Linked DNA regions of Homo sapiens: region 2 is linked to region 1. Evidence: read pairs that join two places in POLR2A ChIA-PET (ENCODE). Cell type or tissue: Panc1. All regions are shown on one strand. Each heading gives the region's core, and the rest is flanking DNA. Links, peaks and the distances in the headings are about the cores only.

Region 1 (8,329 bases), core at 2,043-7,042:
CCAAACCTGTCACCCTTCAGAGCCCAGATTAACTGACTGGGCCGTGGCTCAGGAAAGGGAAGGTAGAGGGGAGAGAGCTTGTGGGTTAGGAGTTCTCTTTGCTGGTGCCTTTCGCTCTAAAGCAGTGCCATTGGCAGAAGCGTCCTGAGAGTCATGCTGGGCTGCCCTCACCTGGAGCCTGAGGATGGAGTAATGACACATACACTGTACAGTGTCTTACTTTAAGTCCTGGAAGTGGCCTAGATACGTCCTTCGATGTCATGGGTTTTTGTAAAATTTATGGTATAATTATTATTTTTTAAAGTTTTTTCTTCAAAGGGGCCCCCAAATTAATCAGGTTCGGGGTTCACGAAAATTGGATCCTCCTCTGGTAAGGAGGTTTCCCACACCTAGATTCCTGGTGTTATACAAGAAGCCCCACTAAAAAACCAGCCGTTTTTCCTTCCTTCATTCATCCATGTAACACAGGTGCTCCGAGGGCTCACCACGTGCCGGCCCCGGCCAGCTCTGGAACACTGGGGTGAACACCACACGACAGCTGCAGCCCCTGCCTTTGTGCTCTTCAGTCTGATGGGGACCAAGGGAGGGGAGGAGTCACCCGAAGCAATTTAACTGAAAGGGGGGTAGGTGCGTTGAGGGAGGGGATGGGTGCTGTAAGCAAGGACAAGTCGGGGCCCCAACTCCTGGAGAAGGGGCATTGAGTGCAACTGTGAACAGGAGCAGGGGCTGGCCAGGCAGAGGGCAGAGGGCGGCTGCCAGGAGGGCTGACTTCCAGGCAGAAGGGGAAGGCAGCTGTGTGCAGGGCTGGGACTCAACTGCCGTGGCACGGTTTCAGCCCAAATCATAGGCTCTTTTTATGATTCTTTGTAATTCTGCTCACATCAAAGTCAAAATTGCCTGCATCTGGACAGCCACTCTCTCCAGGCCAATTACAGACACCGTTTCTGGAGTGTCTCCTGGTAGCTCACCACTTCCTCCCTGCAACACCAGTCCTGTGGGCTCGGCCAGAGCTAGTCCTGGTAGGAAAGCCAGAGCAGTGAGGGACCGGGGTGTGGGGTGAAGGATGGACAGCTACAGAGGTCACCGGCAGGACCACACCCCCAAAAGGGCATCAGGAATCTGACCTTGCCAGGGAATGTTGGCGCCCAGAGTAAATTGCTCCTTAGCCTCTGCTAAGATGTCTGATAGGTGTGAGTGTACTCCCCACACCAGGTCAGAACTGACAGCAAAGCCATTTTCTAGGAGGAGGCAGCTGCCCACAAAACCTCCAGCAGCTTCCAGGGCCTGAAATGCCCACTGTGAGAGTTACCCCTTAAACAGACATGCCCTGTGCTGTTCAGTTAGGCTAAAGCATGGCTCTCTGGGGTCAGTGGATGGAAGGATGGAGGTGGGAGGAGGTGGTGAGATCCTGGACTTAGTGAACACCTGCCCGTCTTGTGCCAGGCATCGTGCCACTGGGCGTTTGCAGGTACATCATCAATTCAATCCTCCCGTGCGCCTTGGCGGTAGATAATCTTGTCTCAGATAAATCGAGGCCTCTGGGTTTGCACTGTAGCTTTCATTCACAAGGTGTTGCATTCAGAAGTAACAGCAGAGCTACATCCAAACATAATTGAAAAGCAATTTGAATAGTTTGTTGTCTTTTGAAAAACATCTAAGGGGATTATATATATCCATCAAGCATAGCAAAATGTTTAGAATTCTGTGCCACCATGTAGCTGCTCCCACTCCCCAACATCCGAGTAGGGCAGCTGCTCCAAGATCTGCCATTGCCCCCTCTCAAAATCCCCCCACACTCTCTGGGAACGTCTCTCCCTTCTCCCCTTTCCCTTTGTGGATAGCTCTTTGCTCTTTCCAGTGGCGATCTAGCTGGCCTTCCCCGTTCTGCTCAATCCTGCAAGCACAGTCCCCAACCTAGGAGGGCCCAGAACTTCTTGCCAGAGGTCTCTGACCCCAGAGCTACGTGTTTGTTTTGTGAAGCCTTTGACGTCTGTGGGGAGGGAAGAGGAGGAGAAGGCCAGTGTCTTGTAAAACCGGAGGCATCACGAGGCTGGCCCGTCCAGCACCCGCTGGGCTCTGGCCCTTGTGCCCACTTCAGACCTGCAGGCTGAGCAGCTGAGGGAAGGGAAGGGAAGGGAGAGAACCCTCCACCTGGGGAGGGGAGGCCCCAAGCCAAAGGGGTAGCCTTCCAGGTGTGCATCAAGGTGTGCAGACCGGCTGCAGTCTGCAGGAGACAAATGTCCCCACCTCTGTGAGGCTCTACTGAGAGACTCAAGGGCATCAGCCAAGATAAAAAACGACTCCTTGGGCAGAAAATTCAAGCCATTGATTCTTTCTCCACTGGGAATGAGAAGAAACAACCACGACCTTCCGTAGCCTACAGACAGCAGGAGAGAGGCAGCTGCCATTTGGTGTGGACTGTCTTCCTTCCTTCTGCCCTTGTCCTGTTTCCCCTCCCTCTTCCCCTCCCTCTTCCCCTCAATCTGAGAAACCCCTTGGTATCAGTGGCTCTGGTTCCATTCTTCCCTCCTTCCGTTCTTTCTTTCCTTCCACTTTCTTTTTTTTTTTTTTTTGAGACAGAGTCTTGCTCTGTTGTCCAGGCTGGAGTGCAGTGGCATGATCTTGGCTCACTGCAAACTCCATCTCCCAGGTTCAAGCAATTCTCTGCCTCAGCCTCCCGAGTAGCTGGGGTTACAGGTATGCACCACGATGCCTGGCTAATTTTTTGTATTTTTAGTAGAAACAGGGTTTCTCCATGTTGGCCAGGCTGGTCTCAAACTCCTGACTTCAGGTGATCCTCCCACCTCGGCCTCCCAAGGTGCTGGGATTACAGGCATGAGCCACGACGCCTGGCCCCTTCCTTCCACTTTCTTTCACTCTTATCACCAAAAGGACTGGGCTTTAAAAAAACTCCTCAATCTCATTGTCAGTGTCCGCACATAAGACTCACCTGGGGAACTTTTATAAAAAGGATCTCCCCTCTTTCCAGACCAATTAAATCAGAAACTCTGGGTAGGGCTGGGGCATCAGCATTTTTAAAAAAGCTCCCTCCAGGAGATTCTAAGAGGAAACCAAGATTGAGAACCCAGAGACCCAGGGACTGTTGGAACTGGAAGGCACCTTAGGGCTCGCCAGGAGCCCAGGAGCCCAGGCCTACCAAGCTGGGACTATGCCCGTGCACTGGGTTTGGTGCCTGGCTCAGCAATGGAGGCCTCTGTGGCCTGAGCAGGAGCTGTAGGGCCTCTGAAGGTCAATCTAATGTGGCAGCTTTACCTCCCCCATCCCCCTCTCCCCACAGTATCCCATCTCTTCCTGAAGGCCTGAGGCACCCTCTGAGAAGTGAGCAGAGAGGCCGGAGGGTCTGGGCTCTGCTTGGCCACCACATCTCCAGCTTTTACAACGAGCAGTACTACTGCTGTAAGTTCCCAAACCTGGGGCATTTTTGGCAAGTTATTAATCCCTATTAAGCAAGCCATTAATCTCAATTAACTTGATTGCTTAATTAGGCAGGGCAAACAAAGAAGGAAGTCCATAGAAATTGCTCATGGGGCACCAACAGGCTGTGTGGTCTTTGAGAACCAACAGGAGTCAGGGGCCTGAGTTCTGTTAGCCCTTTTGCCAAGACCTGTGTCTTGGCATTTCACATCACTAAACCAGGGGTTGATGAATGGGCTGTTCCAGTTAAAGGGCTATGTAGATAAGCAATTTTCAAAGACTTGGAAAAAAAATAGATTCAAACTTAAAACCATACTAAACAGTCTATAATTTCTCTTTGCTACCAATTGCATTTCAGATGTGTGCCCTGTCATTAGTATTGCACTGTGAAGGTTGATTGGAATCACATAGGACTGTAAATGGTAATAACAGGCATTCAATAAAAAGTTACTAAATAAAATAAAAATATTTCTAAGATTCTGAGCTGGGCTATCAGTGAATTTACTTTGATTGGTTTATATTAATACATGTTGGCCAGGCACGGTGGCTCATGCCTGTAATCCTAGCACTTTGGGAGTCCAAGGTAGGTGGATCACTTGAGCCCAGGAGTTCAAGACCAGCCTGGGCAGCATGGGAAAACCCTGTCTCTACAAAAAAATGCAAAAATTAGCCAGGCATGGTAGCACACGCCTACTCAGGAGGCTGAGGTGGGAGGATCACTTGAGCCAGGAAGGTCAAGGCTGCAGTGAGCTGCGATTGCGCTGCTGCACTCAGCCTGGGCCACAGACTGAGACCCCATCTCAACAACAACAAAAAGAATGTATGTTAATTGTAGCAAATTTGAAAGTTGTGGAAAAAGACAAGAAAGTCAAGCTGAGATCACCGTTGTAAAGTTTTGTGTTGGTGTTTCTAATTCTGTTTTTTCATGTACATATGCATAGCTTTCAAAGTTAAAATCTCTGCTATGCAAAAGTGGGGCTGGGCAGATGGCCTGCAAGAGTTTTAGGCCCTCATGCTAGATTCTGCTGGGGGCCTGCTTGGATCCTCTTTACCGCGGGGGCACCTGCCCCCAGCTGCTGTGAGTGTTGCATACTGTTGGCTCATGCTTGTTTACTTCTCTGGAGGCTTGCCCTTTACCAAGTGGGAGCTGCCAACCCTGAAAATGCCTGGAGGTTATCCAGGGATGGCAATGTCCTTCTCCCAGGGGCAGCTCACAGCTAATGACTGCCTGATGCTGGAAGCAAAAACCTAGCTCCTTTGCCTCAGCTGACACTGGAACAGCTTTGTGGTGTCACTTATGTCCCAGAGCAACCTGTGGATCAGGCTGAGGTTAGATTTTAGCTGAAGCCAGCTCTTTGCTTAGCTTCCTTTCTACCTCATTCTACTTCCTCGACTATCTTACTGGTTTCTCTGGGGCCCCGTCTATAGGAATCGCCGGCTTAGCTCTACTTCTGGAGCACCTGACCTCTGGCAGCTCCTTTCAGCTCTAGCCCTTAGGACCAAAGCGTGAGACTTGCTCCTCAAAGCAGCCTCAGCATCACCTGGGGTCTTGTTAGAAGTGCAGAATGTCAGGCCTCAAGCCAGACCTACTGTCTGCGTCTGCATTTTAACAAGATCCCAGGGAGATTCTTATGCACATTAAAGATTGAGAGGACTATCCTAGATATCAGTGTTGTAGGAGAGAGTGAGGTAGGGCAGGAGTGGAAGGTGGTTCTTCTTTGGCCTAATTTCCACTGGAGCCCAGGGGGGTGAATGAAGAGGGAAGACAATGTGAGGAAATCTAAGGATTTATGCTGCGTCCCTGAAGGCAGGGTGAAGAACACCTTTGCAGTGGAAACACGTGAGGGGCTGACAAAAATGGAGGATTCATTCTAGGCAAGAAGGGGTGGTTCCTGGATAGGGAGGGTTGGGTGTGTCATCTGCAGGTTCTAATTCCTTACCTTCCACTAATTCAGGGGCAGGTGAGCTGCGGTGAGCTTCTTAGTTCTCTGGGTTTTCTGTCCTTCCGTATGTAACATATAGGATTTGGACAAGTTGATTTCAATGATGCCCTACAGATTACACCCTGTATAGGTCTAAGAAGAAAACAACAACAACAAAAACGGCTCCTATAGCTACAGTCACAAATCTTAGGCAAAGATGACAGACACATCAATTGACAGAGGCAGTTGCTGGGATGTAGAACCCACAGCCCAAACTTAGGACCTGTGCATCAATTCTATTTCATTGCATCAAAACTTTTTTTAAAAAAAAGAAAGAAAAAAAGGAAGGAAGGAAGGAAGGAGGGAGGGAGGGAGGAAGGGGTTGAAATCACAGAGTGGGTGCTCTCTGAGAGGTACATGCAGGGACCAAGGGAAACAACGGAGTGAGCAGCAATTCTCCCAGCTTGTGGGACCGCATGATATAGACAGAATGGGCCTGACATTGAAGAGTGCTCACTGTCACGTCGCATTGCTTCCTGCACAGCAATGTGCCTCCCAGAGCTTGCACAGAGTTTGGAGGTCAGTTTCATACCCTGGAACTACATCTGCCTGGTCAAATTCCAGATGCTAAATGAAGAGGGTTGTTTCTGGACAAACTTGGGCTGGCAAGGCTGTCACGCTTCTTAGTCACCTTCCTTCCTTTGGAATTTCCCCTCCTGGCCTCAGATGCCCAGAGCTGCTTAGAAAACCCTCACGGTGGTGCCTGATCAAGGCTGACCCCCTATAGACAGTGGCTTATGTTCCAGAACTTTCCCAACCTTTTTCCTTCCATCAAACTCTTAGGTCAGTTTCCTCTCCTGTGCCATCTAATCCAGGAGCCAGTAGTTATATGTGGCTGTTTACGTTTTAAATGTCAGTTAATTAAAATTAGGCAAAAATTCAGTTTCCCAGTCACACAAGCCACATTTCAAGGCTCAATAGCTGTATGTGGTAGTGGCCACCGTATTGGACCATATAAAGAACAGTTCCATCATCACAGAGAGTTCTATTGGACCACGCTCATCTATATCACTCCTGTGCCTTATTCACCTGGCAGTACATCTGGCCAGTATATGGCATGCAGGAGGGGGAATATTCAGAATGCCTCCATGTTCTGCCTGCATGTGTCCACTCCTCTGGCAAGCCCTCCTTTCACTCTTCCTTCAGATCCTGCCTGCTGTTATCTGAACATTCTGCCTCTGGAGAGCTCCGTGTCCCTCCCCTCCTGGTCTCTAATCACCACAGATAACTGAGCTGTCTACCTTCCATCACTGTGCTGAAATCCCCAATGTGGCCTCAGGCTTGCCGGCAGAGCAGCTTCATGGTCATTGATCATATTAACTAAAATATTAGGTTGGTGCAAAAGCAATTTTTTAAAACATCAAATGGAAGGTGAGGATTTAAAACAATCGGGGGCATGAAGTCCCCCAAACCATCTTCTGCTTGCCCTTCTTACATCCCAAGTATGGCAAGGAGGCCTCACAGTCTTGAAGTTGAGAGCCAGCTAAGTGCATGAGATAAGGTTCCAGTTGACCTGCGTTTTACCCAGCCAATGGCATGCCTCTTTTAGGCCCAGCCTAATTCCCTGGAAGAACAATAGTTGTAATTTTTTTTTTTTTTTTTTTTTTCAGACAGTCTTACTCTGTCGCCCAGGCTGGAGTAGAGTGGCGCCATCTCGGCTCACTGCAACCTATGCCTCCCAGGTTCAAGCAATTCTCCTGCCTCAGCCTCCTGAGTAGCTGGGATTACAGGCACGTGTCACCATGCCCAGCTAATTTTTATATTTTTGGTAGAGATGGGGTTTTGCCATGTTGGCCAGGCTGGTCTCAACTCCTGACCTCAAGTGATACACCCACTTCGGCCTCCCAAAGTGCTGGGATTACAGGCGTGAGCCACCACACCCGGCTAGTTGTCGCTATTGAACATCACATATGGGACAGGTGCACACATCATCTCATTAAAGATAATTGAAATATTTCATTTAGTTGGGTATTGGGATGGTTTCTTTCACAGATAATTCCTGTGGTCTCTATTGGGATTAATTTATTTATTAAGGCAGGGATAGAGGAAGGAAGCAAACACAGCTCAAGGCCTTTGCAGATATTCCCTCATTTAATCCTTTTTGAGTGTAAATCAGGCAGCTTTGCCCACATGAGTGTCCCCATCTCCAGGTTAGCACTGTCACCTGGGTCCCTGGATGGCAGTGACAGTAACAATAAAGAATAGCTATAATAATGATGTTTCACAGTTGCTTACCACTTGATGCTTTTCTCCAATTATGAACTATTTTAAACATATACAAAAAAACACAACACCCAGCTACCCACCACCTAGACTGAACAAATATTAACATTTACCACATTTGTTTTAGATTTAAAAAATTATTGAGACAGTTGTAGTGTCCTTTGTATTCTTCCCTGATTCCATCCCCCTTCCTCCTCCTCAGAGGTATGGATTATTCTAACTTGGTGTGTAGATTTTTCATCTGAGTTTAGGACTTTTACTGGTATGTGTGTATTCAATAAACAATTCATAGTATTTTTGTGTGCTTAAAATTTACATCAATAGTGATATGATTTGGCTCTGTGTTCCCACCCAAATCTCACCTTGAATTGTAATGATCCCCACATGTAAAGGGCGGGACCAGGTGGAGGTAATTGGATCATGGGGGTCGTTTCACCCATGCTGTTCTCGTGATAGTGAGTGAGTTCTCACGAGATCTGATGGTTTTATAAGGGGCTTCCCCCCCCCTTTGATTGGCACTCATTCTCTCGCCTGCTGCCCTGGGAGGAGGTGCCTTCCACCATGATTCTAAGGTTCCTGAGTCCTCCCCAGCAATGCGGAACTGTGAGTCAATTAAACCTCTTTTCCTTATAAATTACCCATTCTTGGGTATTTCTTCACAGCAGCGTGAGAACAGACTAATACAAATA
Region 2 (8,329 bases), core at 1,800-6,799, 120 kb before region 1:
GTCTAGACAAGGGGTACAAGAAAGAGCCGGGTGGCTGCGGTGAAGGCATGTCTTAAAGCTCAAGTTTGTGTGTTTTTGTTGGGGGAGCAGCACAGATGAGGGAGCGGGAAAGGGATAACGTGTGGAACTAGATTTCTTTTCCTTTCTTCTTTTTTTTTTTTTGAGGTGGAGTTTCGCTCTTGTTGCCCAGGCTGGAGTGCAGTGTCTCGATCTCGGCTCACTGCAACCTCTGCCTCCCAGGTTCAAGCGATTCTCCTGACTCAGCCTCCTGATTAGCTGGGATTACAGGCATGTGCCACCACGCCCGGCTAATTTTGTATTTTTAGTAGAGAAGGGGCTTCTCCATGTTGGTCAGGCCGACAGGCCAACCTCAGGTGATCCACCTGCCTTGGCCTCCCAAAGTGCTGGGATTACAGGCGTGAGCCACTGCACCCGGCCGGAACTAGATTTCTTAAAGGCTTTACCACACCAGTTTGGGAAAAGTTGTTTTGCTTCTCTTTTAAGAACCTGAGGCCTGGAAATCAAAAAAGGGCTCTCCAGGCTGGAGTCCAGGCCGGAGCAGGAATCACCACATAGTTAAGAAACAACTTAACACTATATTTAGGGTATGTCTGTGCTTAAATGAAATAGTTTTTTTTAAGTGTATGTTTTCATTTCTTACATGTCAGAAAATATCTGTATTACAAAAAAATCTCCCATCAGTCCTAGTTGTGAGAACAAAAAATTAGAAAAACCCAGTGATCAAAAAGAGGAGAACAAATTATGGCACATTAACCAGAAGACTAGGTGAAGCAACACAGGAAGATGTTTATGCAAAGTTTTTTGAATAAAAACCAAAATTTTGAATAAAAAGCCTTCCATAAACACACAGGCAAAACATATGGAAAATAAGTTTTTTTTTTTCCCAGTGGTGACCTTTTTTTTCCTTCATAGTTTTTCTCTATTGTTTTTATAATGCTTTGTGACAAATAAAAAATGTACACAATTATATGATGGCATGTACCTCATGTGTACATTTTGCTTATTTCCCTTGCAACCCAGTATCCAAATGTGCCAAATAGCTTTTCATTTGAACTTGCAAATTGCTGCATGAAATTTAAATATTCCTTTAAATACACAACCCACATCAATTGCTGTTATACAAATTGGAATGAACTCTTCAGGTTCAAGTAGTTTTTATCCAAATTTAATTATCCATGTTTATCAGTAATACTTTATGTTTCTGGGGTAGGAACCAAAACAAGGAGAGCAAAAGGGGAGCTCCCAGCCCCCAGCAGTTTACATTAAAACAGCACTGAAACCCAATTCTCTCTCGCCCACTGCCCCACTACTCCTCTTTCTTGGAAGGCTGGAAAATGGGTTATCTGGAGACACCCAGGGCTCCTAGCCCATTAGGATTAGGGAGGCTCTGAACCTGGCTGAGGCTTCTGAAGTCTGGCAGCCTGAGCAGATCAGGTCGCTGTCTGCACTAGCGACTATAGCAATCAGCCTGGGGAGGCTTCTCGTGGGAGAAGTGAATGTTAGCGGCGATCCTCATCCATTTGCTTTACCAGAAACCAAAGGCTCCTTCAGACCTCCCTGGTGGAGTAGGAAGCTGATTTTATAGGCTCTAAGAGTATATGTGTGCATTCATTTATGCTCTTTCCTTTAAAGCTTAACAGATGCTCTAGGATTAAAGCAAAGGTATGGTAAGACCAAAAGTTTAAAAACAAACAAACAAACAAACAAACAAACAGAACACAACTACATGGCCTACAGCAAGGAATGAGAGGTGGGTAAGAGGGGAGGATTTTAAAATGAGAATTTGGTAGAAAAAAGCTACAATTATGAACAAAAAATTTCGTAGCCAGAGTAAGTAGTAAAACCAAAGCATTTTTAAACTAGCAGAGCTCTTGTTTCTAAGATTTGAGAGGCCGGGGTGAGTGGTGATTTGCCTGTGGCTGGAGTACCCCTGAGAAAATTATAGAGCATGCCCAGGAGAGCCTTTTCTACTGGTTTTAGATGGTTAGAAATCTACCAGGAAGGGGGCATGACATCTGTTTCCATGCAGTCTTGTATCATTTACTGTCTATTTGCCATGTAATCATATCCTGTTTTATTATTTTTTAGTGCGTTTGTGCACATATTCAGTTGCTTCCATAGACTCCTTGAGGGCAAGACGTCTATTATACTTTGTCTGTATTGTCCTATAACCCCCAACCTTGAAAACAGACCAGGATTTGCCATCATGATGTTTGCTGGCTTCTCAGCCCCCAGCCCCACAGAGCATCTGCCAAGAGGAGCTGACTCTTCTACTCCTCCGGCCCATCTGAGCCCAAAATACAGTCCCCAAAATACTGTAAAACATTCTTAAATGGAAATACAATTTGTCTTGTAGGCAAAATTATGAATCTTAACTTTCATAATTTTAGTTACTAGAAGACAATATGGAAGCTCTGTGTCTGAGAGAAAGTGAGCAGAACAAGAGATTAGAGTAACAAAAAATTGTAGCCAGAAGGGAAGAACGAAAGCCAGAAAAAGGAGGCATGGCGGATAGGAAGTTTTCAAGTAGAGGGTTAACAACTGAAGAGAGATGAACAGTTTGGCCAGGATTTGAGCCTAGCAACTCTTTGTTGAGGCACATTTTCTTGACATTCCTATTCTTAGGCAAATTATTCTGCCTTTGCTCTTTTTAATTTCTCCGGAAGGTGCTAGGCAGACAGTCCCGGAGTGTTCTGGAAAGGAGTGCTTTGTGTGAAGATAGCAGGAAAACAAATCATGGGAATGACAGGCTTCGAGCTGAGTAACCCAGGGGTTAATCACTTCCCGCTGGCTCAGGCTTCTGAGATGCAGGTATGCTTTGGCCATTCCTAGGAAGCCAGCATCCCCTTCAAAAACAAAAGCCCCTACTGCCTGGGTGTGGGTTCCCATTTCTAATATTTACATCACTGGGCTTTGGGCAACTATACTTAATCCTTTTGGGAATAGTGATGGGGCTCACTTCAGATAAAGGCGTCCTTGACCACAGCACGATTCAAGCAGTTCCTTGGCAAGTGTTTCATTGTGAAGGGTGGTTTTCATAGAGGAAGTGGACTTTGGGGTGAGGTGGGGGAGTGGAGGTGCAGGATGTGGGCAGCCCATCGAATCCCAGCTCACCAGAAGGCCGAAGGGCTATATTATACCAGTGCAGGCATCTGGGAGTTTAACACTGGAGTCATGAGTCTAACCAAGAGTCCCACTGGAAAGGCAGCATTCCAAATCCTTTCTGAGTGTCTCTGGAGTTGAAAACAGACCAGGACTTACCATCATGATGTGTGCTGTCCCCTCTGACCCCATCCCCATGCAGCATCCGCCAAGAGGAGCCAACTCTTCTGCTCCTCCGGCCCCCCTGTGCCCAGCCGGCCCCTCCGGAGACACAACAACTGCTTCCCTGCCACAGACAAAGCATCTTTCACCTTCCCGGTCATTAGCTTCCCTCTGGAGACAGTGGATTCCACGGCTCCACAGGATCTGCCTCGTGGCTTCTCTAGAATAAATAAGGGCTGAACTGCCTTCATTTACATCCGATGCCAGGCCTAAGAGCAGTGTTCTGTTGGCTTCCATGAAGCAACAAATCCAAATGCAGTTTGAGAATGGAGTAACAGAAACTTACAACAGAGCCAGCCTTTAGCTTCCATGTGAGATTTGAATCTACTACTTTGAAACATTCTTTGCCTCCTGTGCGCAGGTGATTAACAACTCAAAAACAAACTTCGAAACTGTGACTTGAGCTTTCTTTCCGGGCCACTTGTGGGGTACCATGGCCTTGCAGTGAATATCCTCCCGGGCAGTGGTACTGGGGATTTTCATTTCAAAAGGAAAAAGTTACTTTCAGTTTCCCTAAGGACCTAATGCAGGTGAAAAAAAAAAGGATTGGGGCTAAGGAACAGAAGAGGGACTCTACACACATTGCCCCATTCGGTTCTCAGCCCTGAGGAAGTGAGTGGGCACGTGGAGAGGGGCAGTGAAACCACCTCCTTCAGGGATGGAGAAATCAACGCCCAGATGGCAACATTAACCTGGGCCGGTCTGTGAGCAGGGAGCGGATGCAAAACCAGTGCCTCTGGTTTCCAGGCCCCACGCTGCACTGCCCGCCTTGACGGGGGCTGGATGACTCGGAGCAAACCACTAAATCTTTCTAGGTCTCGTTTTTCTCTGTCCTCGATGATCTTAAGGCTCCTTCCAGTTCTGAATCAGCGTTTTCAGTTTAGGGCAACAGCCTTGGCAGGTCCTGATATGGCCTTGACTCGACCCTTGGTTCTCCATGGCTTTGGTAACAAATGGAAAGAAAACTCTCACAGGCAGCAGAAAGCAGCCTTTTCCTCAGGGTTGATGCCCATTTGTCAAAAATTTGGCAAAAGTTACATTCATATTAGTGAACTCTCAACATAGTTTCATTCATTGTTTGACACACAAAATTTATGACATCTGTTGGAGGAATGTAGCTCTGAAAACCCTCAATGTCAAAAAGTATATATAATGGAAGGAACACTTCTTGTACTGCCCAACATTTCTATTTTCTTTCCAAACCTTTGTCTCCAATTCTGGAAATGATGGCTCCCTGAACGCCCTAGTGCTTTTTGTTTTGATTGGAGAATTCGGATTTTTTTTCTCCCTGTATATATATCTGACTGTAGATTTAAAAAAAAAACCAGCTACAAATAGTGTTGACAAGTTGAAAAAATGGTTCACACACATTCAAATACTTGAGTAAGACAGATATCTATATCTATATCTATATAATTTTTTTTTCCTGGAGAAAAATCAGGCCCAAAGTATTGAACTCTGGAGGACACAAACCAGCATATGCAAAAATTAGATTTTGTTTCTGTTAACGACATCTCTAGGAACAATAAGGAGGGGAATTGTTCTTTTCAATGTCAGTCTCAAAAAGTTCTGAATGTATCCACAAAGCGCTTTTCTTTTTTCTCTTAAGAACTGATTGTAGGCCGGCACAGTGGCTCATGCCTGTAATCCCAGCACTTTGGGAGGCCGAGGTGGGCAGATCACTTGAGGTCAGGAGCTCGAGATCAGCCTGGGCAACATGGTGAAACCTCGTCTCTACTTTTTAGAGTACTTTCTTACTCTATTTTTATACAAAAATTAGCCAGGCGTGGTGGCATGCACCTGTAATCCCAGCTACTCGGGAGGCTGGGGCATGAGAATTGCTTGAACCCAGAAGGTGGAGGTTTCAGTGAGCTGAGATCATGCCACTGCACTCCAGCCTGGGCAACAGAGTGAGACTCTGTCTCAAAAAAAAACCAAAAAAGCAACAACAACAACAACAAAACAAACTGTAGAACTCTCATCATTATTTTTTGAAGATGCTTATGTTTTTACCTGTGTCCTTTCTCTGTGGAGTTCCACAATGTTTTACTCTGAACAGGGCAACTGTTCAGCTGTTCATTCTGAAATCTGGGACTGCTAAGTTTCAGCAATGGAATTTAGAACATGAATCTTGAATTCTCTCTCTACACCTCATGGTTCTCCAAATGGTGACCATCTCAGCTTCCAGCCTTGGCCTTTCCATATTCAAGAGTCCTAATCTCTGTACCTTGACCTCACAGAGTGGCATGTTCAGAGGTTATCACACCCAGTCATACCCCAGGCGTGTACCATGTAGAGACAGAGCCGTTCTCCTTTTTTATATTAATCTGAAAGATTAGGTAATCATTCTTCGAATTGGCATGATGCTTCATAATTAACTGATCTTGTCTGATCCCTGGAACCCAGAGGGGAAGTCAGGTGTTAAACCACTCCCACACGGTCGTGTCAGCTGCTAAATGGTTGACTCCACCTCCATCTTCCCAGCCTCCTCCTCTCCTAATTATACCTGCGGCTTCATCTGTTTTCATCTATTATCTAGAAACTGTTTTTCTTCTGCTGTAAAGCGTTTGAAACAAGGGGAAGGAGATTCCAGACAGGGCTCAGGAGTCACACAGGGCCAGAGTTTGAAGCCCAACCCCACTACTTGGGAGCTACTGAACTGAGTATCTAAGCCTCAGTGACGTGAGGCTTAAGTGAAATAACCCTTGTGAGTACAAGTTCTTTAGCACACATAAATGGGATCCGAAAGTGTTAAAAACCATCATAATTTGGGGTAAGGTTAGTCCCCCCTTAGCTTCACAAGGATGGGTACTATCTTCTGTGGTGGTCTTTGGAGCACAAATGGCAAGTTGAGGACCACAGCAGTTAACTTTTTTTTTGAGATGGAGCCTCACTCTGTCATCCAGGCTGGAGTGCAGTTGTGTGATCTTGGCTTACCGCAACCTCCACCTCCCGGGTTCAAGCGATTCTCCTGCCTCAGCCTCCTGAGTAGCTGGTATTATAAGTGCACACCACCATGCCTGGCTGATTTTTGTAACTTTAGTAAAGACGGGGTTTTGCTGTGTTGGCCACGCTGGTCTCATTCAAACTCCTGACCTCAAGCGATCCACCTGCCTTAGCCTCCCAAAGTGGTGGGATTACAGGCGTGAGCCACCATGCCTGGCCGAGCGGTTAACTTATGGAACAAGACCTAGGCGCCTGGTACTGTGCCGTGTACTTGAAGTGGTTATAGATTAGACTCCCACAGTTATAAACTATGAGCTAGGTGCTAATCTCATCTCCATGTTAAAGATGGAGCAGCTCAGATTTAGGGACTTGACAGGTTAGGCAGTCTCATAAAGGTGGAGTCTGGATCTGAAGCCAGATCTGGCTCCCCGAGTGAAAGAGGACCAGGTTTAGGAAAGGCTTCCATGACTAGAGTGATGCAGAGAGGGTTTTTTCCTAGCTGAGGATTGGCAGAGGTGAGGCGAGGGGTCCTGAAACTGTAGGAAGGTTGAGACCTGTGCATTTATTTGCCGTGAGCAAGGGGACAGCTTTTTGGAAGGAGACCTAAAACCAGGCTCCGGGACCCTGCTTGGATTCTTTGCCTTACAGCCTTTGTCTTTCTGTGGAGAAGAGATTCCTGATTAAGAGACATGGAAGTACAGTTACAGAGATATTTAATACTTTTGAATGAAAATATATCTGCATCCAAATGAGTTTTCATTTGTTTCCATTCTGTTTGCTTTTGGTGAGAACATCCTTTTTTCTCCCTGCAGCACAGCTGAAGCCAGTATTGTCTGTAATCTATTTTTGTTTGCTTAGAGTCTTCAAGAGCTAGGGAAATGACTGATGACATTTTTAGTTTCCAAGTCTGAGAAAATGGAGACGTATTGGAATTGAGAACTCATGAGTTGGGAAGCAGAAAGTCATAAAGACTCGCTAAAGCAGTAGTTTGAGTCAAATCATATCGCTGGGGGACAACAGCAGATTTGGCACATTAACCCATCATTTGTTCTTGTGTGGCTATGCCACTGCTAGAGGCTTAGCTAATATGTCAGGAAGAAAAATCCCCAAACCAGTAAAGCCACTGCCAAAGTCCTACATGTATGTGCAGGCATACACCAATAACATTGAAAACAACATTTGGAAAGGGTCTCTCCTGCTTGGTTATAACTTTAACAGACCAAAATAATGCTGCCTTTAGTGTTTCTGAGAAGGTAACACATGAAACCCAGTTTCCCCTGGACTGTGGGATATTGTTTTGAGAACCTATTTGTGGGGGAAGGCAGGTCAGTCACACGTTCAAAAGTTCACAAATTAAGAACATACAAATGACAGGACCACCAAATTTAGAAAATGTCCTACAATGTGCATTTTATTCCATATCATTATACAATGTTTACATATAGTTAAAACTCTCAAGAAAACGTCCTTTACCAGTTGTATGTGGTGTCTAAATCTTTAACATGAAGGACTGAAAAGAGTGGAAATCCACACTGATTGTTATCCTACAGATTGTCATGAGCTGCACGTGTGCCAATCAGAAAGGAATGGAAGTCTCGGAAGAGCAGCGTGGCTTACAGACCCTTGGCTTTAGTGAATTCAGGCATGCGGGATCCATAGTCTCATCTTGTAGTAAAACTCAAGACAAAATAAATTAGTGTTGGACAGAGTTCTACATTGTACAATGTTGAACAAAAGACCACAGGGGGACCTTTTGTTCAAAGTAGCACCAATCCACACCTGATTGTGTTTCCAACATTAACCTTCCTGTTGACTCTATCATTGGCACTTTGAATGGAACTTCTTCTGCTTTAGTGAGGATTCCTACGCTGACTAAGCACACTGTGTTGCTAAACTCTCTACAAAGTGTGGCAGCATCAACCCGGGAAATGGCACATTTGAACCAGGATCGCCCTGACATGGGCTTGCCTTTTTGTATGTGTTTTCCCCACCCCCTGACCTAGCTGGTATCTTGTGGATGTTTCTGTGACAGTGGTAA

The links. ChIA-PET counts read pairs that join two places held together with the same protein. Peaks named below come from ENCODE experiments on the same cell type or tissue, not always from the same donor. Only the 100,000 strongest peaks of a DNase experiment are listed, where the experiment ranks them.
Region 2: POLR2A ChIA-PET joins it to region 1 with 11 read pairs; 2 of 35 experiments call an interaction of 5 or more read pairs at or near these places.

The regions. Positions count from the first base shown.
Region 1 is chr15:62,954,986-62,963,314 of GRCh38, reverse strand. No RefSeq gene overlaps it. Among named protein-coding and RNA genes, the nearest start is that of TPM1, 84 kb to the left of the region's middle. RefSeq lists an enhancer at 1,545-2,045. In Panc1, for the core only: no CTCF peak of the experiment used is centred there; no DNase peak of the experiment used is centred there; H3K27ac peaks cover 4,359 bases.
Region 2 is chr15:63,071,262-63,079,590 of GRCh38, reverse strand. It overlaps a transcript of TPM1 not described here. Among named protein-coding and RNA genes, the nearest start is that of TPM1-AS, 26 kb to the right of the region's middle. RefSeq lists enhancers at 1-163, 164-841. In Panc1, for the core only: no CTCF peak of the experiment used is centred there; no DNase peak of the experiment used is centred there; H3K4me3 peaks cover 516 bases; H3K27ac peaks cover 510 bases.